Regions from separate parts of the Homo sapiens genome. Here region 1 is linked to region 2. Evidence: read pairs that join two places in POLR2A ChIA-PET (ENCODE). Cell type or tissue: B cell. All regions are shown on one strand. Links, peaks and the distances in the headings refer to the core of each region. The heading gives the core; the rest is flanking DNA. Region 1 holds the start of LOC107984225 (a long non-coding RNA gene). Region 2 overlaps CSGALNACT2 (chondroitin sulfate N-acetylgalactosaminyltransferase 2).

Region 1 (4,389 bases), core at 218-4,217, 82 kb before region 2:
GGTTATCCTCGGCCTGGAGCGTTCCATTGAGTGACACATGCCACAGCTCGGTGGAAACCCAGTCCCCTGTGGGGGATGCTTGGTTCATTTTCAGTTCGAAGCCCTTGTGAGTAGGGCTGCTGCAGACACTCCTGCGTGTGTCCTTTGGTGTGAGTCTCTAGTGTTTCTGCACAGCCTCCATCCAGGATGGAATTTCTGGGCCTGGTGTGGTCGGTGTTCATAGGCATGATCGGGCTGTTTTCCCGCCTGGCTGCACCAGCTGACCCTGCCGCGCCGCCAGCAGCTGAGAATTTGGGTTGTGCTATCTCGTCAGCACGTGGCATTTTCTGCCTTTTGATGGTAGCCTTGCTGCTGGGTGTGCAGGGTGCCACACCGCAGTTTAGTGCCTTTCCCAGATGAGTCATGGAGCTGGGTGCTCTCTTAGGCCTATCACCCCTTGGATAGCCTTCTTTCAGTGAAATATGTCTTCAAGTCTTTTGCCCATTTGTAAAAAATTGAGTCTTCTGACTTTTTTATTTACATGAGTTCTTTATATATTTTGGATATGAGTCCTGTGCTGGATATATACAACCATATCCTTATTCACACTTGTGTCTCTGTATCTGTCTACACACACACACACACGCACACACACACGTGCACACACATAGGTTCTGAGTGCCTCTGTGCATAGACATGTTACAGTCATTGGGATGTAGCAGTCAACAAAACAAAGATCCTGCCCTCATGGAGCTCACATTCTCAGGAGAGCAGACGAATGAACCAGAAGGTGGAAAGGCTCTGCTGGACCCAGTAACCTTAAGGAAAACCATTCCATGGCAGGACAATGCTGGGGCAGAGGATGGCATTGCAGCTGTGTTAGTGAGAAGGTGGCCTGTCGGGGTGGGGGGCCACAGACACTGCAGAGCACATTGCACGCAGGGGGAGGGTGGGCAGGGCCTGTCGAGGCTGAGCAGGGAGCATTGAGGTCCCTGATGGGGCTATTCGTTAGGACTCTGCCTTCATCGAGATTGAGGTGGGAGTCACGGAGCTTCTGACTCAGGTTCTAAGAGATCCCCCCCGGCTGCTGTGTGGAGACAGCAAGGGTGGACTCTGAGAGGGAGCCTTTGCGAGTGTAGTAGTCTGTTCTCACACTGCTATAAAGAAGGGCCTTGGCCGGGCACGGTGGCTCATGCCTGTAATCCCAGCACTTTGGGAAGCTGAAGTGGGCAGATCACTTGGGTCAGGAAGTTTGAGATCAGCCTGGCCAACACGGTGAAACCCTGTCTCTACTAAAAATACAAAAATTAGCTGGGCATGGTGGCGTGCACCTGTAATCCCAGCTACTTGAGAGGCTGAGGCAAGAGAATCGCTTAAACCCAGAAGGTGGAGGTTGCAGTGAGCTGAGATCATGTCACTGCACTCCAGCCTGGGTGATAGAGGGAGACTCCATCTCCAAAAAAAAAAAAAAAAAAGCCGGAGACTGGGTAATTTATAAAGAAAAGAGGTTTAATTAGATCATGGCTCTGCAAACTTTACAGGAATCATGGCAGCATTTGCTTCTGGGAAGGCCTCAGGGAGCTTTCACTCATAGTGGAAGGCAGAGTTGGAGCAGGTGTCTCACATGGCAGGAGCAAGAGAGAGAAGGGGGAGGTGCCCCACACTTTCAAACAGTCAGATCCCTCCAGAACTCACTCACTCACTAACAGGAGAATAGCACCGAGGGGATGGTGCTAACCCATTCATGAGAACTCCGCCCCCATGATCCAATCGCCTCCAACCTCCAACACTGGGGATTACAATTGAACATGAGATTTGGGTGGGGACACAAACCCAAATCATATCAGCGGGAGTCCAGCCTCCTGTCCTGTGACCCTCAACCCAGAATCTTGACAGCTTGCCTGCTCTAGGCTCTGCCATCCTCAGAGCAGGCTCTGTTGCTCTGGTCAGAGGCAGCCTTGTTCCAGGCCTTGTGCCCTGCCCCTAAAGGAGGTGTCTGGAGAAAGTGCCTCTTCCTGTGTGTCTGGTCTCCCTGAAGTCCCGGCAGATGGCCACTGGCCCCACCACACCTGGCTTCTTCTCTACTTTCTGAAGTGGCAGTGGGATTCTGCCTCAGGGCCCACCAGCCCTCCCTGCAGGACAGCCTCAGCCCCAGCTGCAGGGATGCAAGCAGGACGCCTGGCAGGGCTCAGCCCCAGCATAGCAGCCTCCTCGCATCCTCAGGCACCAGGAAGGATGTGGGTCAGGTCACACATGAATGCTGAGATCACACTGGTGGGTAAAGGAGACAGCACCATCTGTGTCAGCCAGAGATGGGGGCAAGGGCCCCATTCCTCCCGGGGAAGCGTCTGCCTTATCAAGGTCCTTGGGTGACACTGGTGCAATCTGGGATGAGCGTGATAGGAAGTGACCCTGTGACTGCATAAGAAGGCTTGTGGGGCTGCCCACCCATCCACCACCTCCTCTAGAGTGTCACATTCAGGGAGGCAGAGGGGATGCTTGCTCTGGGGTCAGGAGGCAGCAGGGCCAACTGCTCACATGGACTTCCTGAGACAACACTGGGGCCACCCCAGGGCCCAGATGTTCTGCAGGGCTACGGTACAGGGCTGAGGAAGGCAGGGGCAGGTGCCTCGAAGGCTTCCCCAGGGGCAAGACACCAGGTTTCACCTTCTTGGTGCTCTCCATGAAGCCACCTGAAGGGACAGGGTGGCCCTGCAGGCCCAGACCATCCTGATGCCACCTGTCTGCCTGCCAAGGTCACCATGAGCTTCGCATCTTCTGGCTGGCCTGAAACAAGATGCAGAAGCAAAAGTGGGGGAGGACATTGTGAAAGCTGGAGGGCCACTGTGCCATTTCTGCCTGGTTGCCTCGTACTCCCCGCACTGCCCACCCACAGGCGCTGCATACCACGCAGTAATGTATAGTGCATGCTCTGAGCAGTGGGAAGCGGTTCCAGGCCAGGCCAACACTCACTGGTAGAGAAGAGCTGGTGAGAGGGCAGCACTCCAGGAGAAGGACTCCTGTCTCCAGGCCCTTGAGCTGGCTTGAGGGAGGCCAGTGAATGAACCCAGCACAGCCCCTACTTTCCCAAGACAGAGACAACTGCCCATCGAGCCAGCCTAGTAGGTACTCTTGCTGCTAGTAAGTGAGCAGGCAAACAAGCTGGGAGGCAGAGGGCCTCTGGCAAGGCCTGGGCAAGAGCCGTGGGGGTGGAGGTGGGGTGAGGGTATGGGCATCCTGGGGCGGCCAGATGTTGTCAGGGTCACGATTGTCCATCAGCCCGTGGCTTGAGAGCTCTCCAGAGTTGTCAGAGCCTCTCTGTGAGGTTCAAGCTGAGCATACCCTGCTCCTCCCTAGCGGCCGCCCCGCCGGCCAACTCGGACTCCCCCAGAGCCCAAGGGGTCTCTCACCCAGCTCAGGTGCTGGGTGCTCCAATCCAGACCCCCAGAGAGGGCGCTCTTCGGCTCCGCGCATCTTTCCCGTCCGCATCATCTGAGGGAGTGGGGTCCACCACAGGAATGCGCAGAGGGGTAGCCCCATCACCTGGCAGATTCCTTCTGAGGCTGGGGCTCTGGGGGCGGGAGGAGCCTCACTGTGCCATGTGCCCAGCCCACCCCTCGCTGCGGCTCGGATCAGCCCTCCCACAAAAGCAGCTGCCGTGTCCCCCGAGTTCCAATGAAATGGAAGGACAGGGAGTTCTGTGCGACGCCTGTCTCAGGCCAGAGCTGTGTGGAGTGAGCGCCCTGTCAGGGAAGGCATTCAAGTCGAATGCTGGCAGAACACCTGCTGTAGTTCCGTAGTGGACGTCTACGATCAGGTGAGGCCGGGGCCGGGTAAGAGGCATCCCCTTCCCGCGCCGAGCCCCGACCCACGCTGCGCCCCCTCGCCGGCCCCGCGCGCCAGCACCGACCCCCGGCACGGCCGATCCCGGACGCCCCGTCCAGCCTCACACCCCGGCACCTACGGCGCCCCCACACCTAGCGCCAGGCGCGCGCCCGGCCCAGGCAGCTCCTCCTGACAGCGCTCCAGGCCGCCCCGGGTCCCTGCCCCACCTCCGCGCCATGCTCCTAGCCTCGGCCCCGCCCCGCGTTCCTGGCCGGCCTCGCGGCCCCTCTGCCCCGCCCGGACCCCGCGGTCCCCAGCCCAGCCCCTCGGTTCCCTGCTTCCGGGGTCCCACCCCTCCAGCGGAGGCGTCCAGCGGCAGGGGCCGGCGCAGGAGTGGGTGCTTGCTTGGCTCGCGGGCAGAGGAGCCGCCGCTCGCTGGACGCCGGACCGGGCAGGACGGCGCGGGGAGCCGGCGGCCAGAATGTTCCTGGAGCCCCAGGTAGGGCTGCGGCGGGCCCAGGCGCAAGGCCGCGGGGCAGGGTTCTTGCGCTGTCGGGCTCGGGAGGGGTGCGACGGTCCCCTGCA
Region 2 (4,389 bases), core at 166-4,165:
ATTCCCAGGGCACTCGGTAGAGCACTCAAAAAAATCTTGTCTCAGTAGTGGGAAATAATTAGCTCTAGACTAAACATGGCACTAATCCTGCCAATACATCTTAAAAGCAAGACTTGAAAGGATCACATTATTTCCAAGTAATAGCACAACAAGCCTTAAGAATATTTATAAGAATACAGAAATATCCAGTACTCAACAAAATAAAATTCACAATATCTGGCATCTCAACAAAAATTACCAGGTATAAAAAAATATGATCCATAATGAAAAAAATCAACAATTAAAACTGACCAATGATTAGAACTGACAGATGTGGGAATCTGCAGAAAAAGGACACCAAAACAGCTATCATAACTGTATTTTTAAAATGATGTTTATGTTCAAAAATTTAAGTAGAGGTATGAATGACATAAAAGAGATCCAAGTTAAACTTCAGGAGATGAAAATTTCAGTGTCTGAGATGAAAAATACACTGAATGGGATTAATGGCAGATTAGATATTTTAGAAGAAAATATTAGTAAACTAGAGATGTAGCAAAAGAAACTATGCAACATACAGAAAGAAAAAAGAATCAAAAATATAAACAAAGCATTGATAAGCTCTGTGACAACTTCAAACAGCCTAATATACATGTAACTGGAGTCCCCAAAGAAGGGGGAAGGAGTCAGGAGAAATACTTAAACAAATAAGGCTGAAAATTTCCCAAATTTGATGGAAACTATAAACACACATAAGAAGCTCAACCAATCCCAAATAGCCATAAAGAAAATTATAGCAAGGTACATGATAATCAAATTGCTCAAATCCAATGTAAAGAGAAAATCTTTAAACTGGCCACATGAAAAATGCACATCACATACAAGGAACAAAAGATAATAATGACAGATTACTCTTTGAAAACTGAAAGTAATTAGACAGTGGAACAATGATCTTTAAAGAACTAAAAAGAAAAATATGCCAGCCTACAATTCTATACCCAGAGAAATTATCTTTGAAAAAGGCAAAATACTTTCTCTACATAAAAAGCTAAAGGAATTCATCACCATCATACCTGTACTGTAAGTCTTTTAGGCAGAGGAACATAATACCAGAAAGGAATATGGATTTATACAAAGCAATGAAAAACATCATTAATGTTAACGACATTGGTAACTAAGATTTTTGCTCATTATTATCTAAATCTCTTCAAAAGATAACTGAATAAAATGGACAAAATCCTAGAAAGATAGAAACTAACAAAACTGATTTAAGAAGAAATACCAGATATGAATAGACTTATATGACAAAAGATTGAATTAATAATAATAAAAAAACTACTCACAATGAAAAGTCCAGGCCAAGAGGCTTCACTGGTGGAATGTACCAAACATTTATTTATTATTACTATTATTTTTTTTGAGACAGAGTTTCGCTCTTGTTGCCCAGGCTGGAGTGCAATGGCGCGATCTCAGCTCACCGCAACCTCCGCCTCCCACGTTCAAGGGATTCTCCTGCCTCAGCCTGCCGAGTAGCTAGGATTACAGGCATGCACCACCACGCCTGGCTAATTCTGTATTTTTAGTAGAGATGGGGTTTCTCCATGTTGGTCAGGCTGGTCTTGAACTCTCGACCTCAGGTGATCCACCCGCCTCAGCCTCGAAAAGTGCTGGGATCACAGGCGTGAGCCACCACACCCAGCCTAGCAAACATTTAAATAAGAATTATTATTATTAAATAAGAATTATCTTCACAGACTCTTCCAAAAAATAGAAGAGGAAGCATTCTATAAGGTCAGTATCATCCTGCTACCAAATCCAGACATTAAAAGAAAACCATAGGCCAATATCCTATATGAATATAAATACAAAAATCCTCAACAAAATACTAGCAAAACGAACCCAGCAATATATAAGAGGAATCATACATCATGGCCAAATAAGATTTATCCCAGGACTGCAAGGTTGGTTTAACATCTGAAAATCAATTAATGCAATATACCATATCAATAGAAGACAAAATTCACTTGATCATCTCAACAGACATGGAAAAAGCATTTGACAAAATCCAACACCATTTCCTAATAAAAACCATTCAATAGGGGCTGGGTGCGGTGGCTCACACCTGTAATTCCAGCACTTTGGAAGGCCGAGGTGGGCAGATCCCACGAGGTCAGGAGATAGAGACCATCCTGGCTAGCACAATGAAACCCCGCCTCTACTAAAAATACAAAAAATTAGCCGGGTGTGGTGGTGGCATGCACCTGCAGTCCCAGCTACTCAGGAGGCTGAGTTAGGAGAATCACATGGACCTGGGAGGCGGAGGTTGCAGTGAGCCGAGATCACGCCACTGCACTGCAGCCTGGGCGACAAAGCGAGACTCCATCTCAAAAAACCAAACCAAACCAAACCAAACACCATTCAATAAACTAGAAGACACCTTCCTAATCTAAGAAAAGGGACCTACAAAAAACCCATAGCTAACATTGTATTTAATGATGAAAGACTGTATGCCTTCCCCCAAGATCAGGAATAAGACAAGGATGTCTGTTCTTGTCACTTCTATTTATATTGTACTAGAGGAGGTTGTAGCCAAGGCAATTAGGCAAGAAAATGAAATAAAAGGCATCCAGATTGAAAAGGAAGAAGTAAAACTATCCTTATTTGCAGATGATATGATCTGTATGCAGAAAATCCTAAGGAATTCACTAAAAATCTATTATAACTAATAAATGAGTTCAGCCAGTTGTAGGATACAATATCGATATACAAAAATCAATTGTATTTCTCTACATTAGCAACAAGCAATCTGAAAATGAAATTAAAAAAACAATCCTGTATACAATATGGCATCAAAAAGAATAAAATAGGAATAATGTTAACAAAAGAACTGCAAGACTTGTATTCATAGAAACTACAAAACATTGTTGGAAGAAAGTTAAGATTTAAATAAACAGAAAGACACCACACTCATGATTGGAAGGCTTAATATTGCTAAAATGGTAATATTCCCCAATTAATGTACAGATTAAACACAATCCTCTTCAAGAATCCCAGTGGACTTCTTGCAGAAATTGGCAAGCTGATCTTAAAATTTATACAAATTCAAGAAACCCAGAATAACCCAAATAATATTGAACAAGAAAAATGAAATTGAAGGAAAACACTTCCCAATTCCAAAAATTACTACAGAGCCCCAGGTAATTAAGACAATGTGGTATGGCATAGAAATAGACATATAGTCAATGGAATGGAACTTAAAGCCCAAAAATAAATCATCACATTTATGGTTAGTTGATTTTCAACAAGAATAGCAAGGCAGTTCAATGGGAGAAAGAATAGTTTTTTCAATAAATAGTACTGGGACAACTGGATATTTACAGGCAAAAGAATGAAACTAGACTCCTACTTCACACCACATTCAAAAATTATCTCAAAATGGGTCAAATATCTGAATATAAGAGTCAAAACTAGAAAACTCTTAGAACAAAACCTATGTGTAAATATTTGTGACCTTGGATCAGGCAACAGCTTCTTAGATATGACACCAAAGACAAAACAAATATTAACTGGACCTCATCAAAATAAAAAAACTTGTGTTGCAAAGGACATCAACAAGAAAGTGAAGAAATAACCCATACAATTAGAGAACATTTGTAAATCATTTGTCTGTCTTACTTTAAAAAGCAAAAAAAAAAAAAAAAAAAGATAACTCGACAAGCAAAAGATCTGAACAGACATTTCTCTAAAGAAGATATATAAATGGCCTATATAAATACATGAAAAGATGCTCAACACCATTAGCCAAAAAGGAAATGCAAATCAAAAGCACAATTAGATACCACTCCACATCCACTAGCATGTAATTCAAGGTGAATCATAGACCTAAATGGAAAAAAACCAAAAGCAAGCATAGGATAAAATCTTTGTCACTCTGAGTTAGGCAAAGATTTCTTAGATATGATATTCAATAGCATAAATGATAAATTGAATTTCATCAAAATTAGCAATCTGTGCTCTTTCAAAGACATTGTTAAGAGAATGAGAAGACAAGTGATGGACCTGGAGAAAATATGGGCAAAGCATGCGTCTTATAAAGGACTTGTACCAAGAATATATTTTAAAATGATCAAAATGAAATAATAACAAACACAACTCAATTAAAATGTGGGAAAAGGCCTGAACCCTTCAAATAAACACTTGAAAAAGATGCTCGGCCGGGCGCGGTGGCTCACGCCTGTAATCCCAGCACTTTGGGAGGCCGAGGCGGGCGGATCACGAGGTCAGGAGATCGAGACCATCCCGGCTAAAACGGTGAAACCCCGTCTCTACTAAAAATACAAAAAATTAGCCGGGCGTAGTGGCGGGCGCCTGTAGTCCCAGCTACTTGGGAGGCTGAGGCAGGAGAATGGC

The links. Peaks named below come from ENCODE experiments on the same cell type or tissue, not always from the same donor. Only the 100,000 strongest peaks of a DNase experiment are listed, where the experiment ranks them.
Region 1: POLR2A ChIA-PET joins it to region 2 with 6 read pairs; 4 of 35 experiments call an interaction of 5 or more read pairs at or near these places.

Annotation. Positions count from the first base shown.
Region 1 is chr10:43,229,551-43,233,939 of GRCh38, reverse strand. The region is part of intron 1 of RASGEF1A (RasGEF domain family member 1A); the gene reads left to right. LOC107984225 (a long non-coding RNA gene) reads right to left here and starts at 3,850. Exons shown (of 3, transcript XR_007062127.1): 1 at 3,390-3,850; 2 at 2,647-2,766; 3 at 1,468-2,250. RefSeq lists an enhancer at 2,704-3,258. In B cell, for the core only: no CTCF peak of the experiment used is centred there; a DNase peak (open chromatin) is centred at 2,249; H3K4me3 peaks cover 326 bases; H3K27ac peaks cover 351 bases; H3K27me3 peaks cover 740 bases.
Region 2 is chr10:43,147,077-43,151,465 of GRCh38, reverse strand. All of the region lies in intron 1 of CSGALNACT2 (chondroitin sulfate N-acetylgalactosaminyltransferase 2), which reads right to left. Among named protein-coding and RNA genes, the nearest start is that of CSGALNACT2, 11 kb to the right of the region's middle. In B cell, for the core only: no CTCF peak of the experiment used is centred there; no DNase peak of the experiment used is centred there.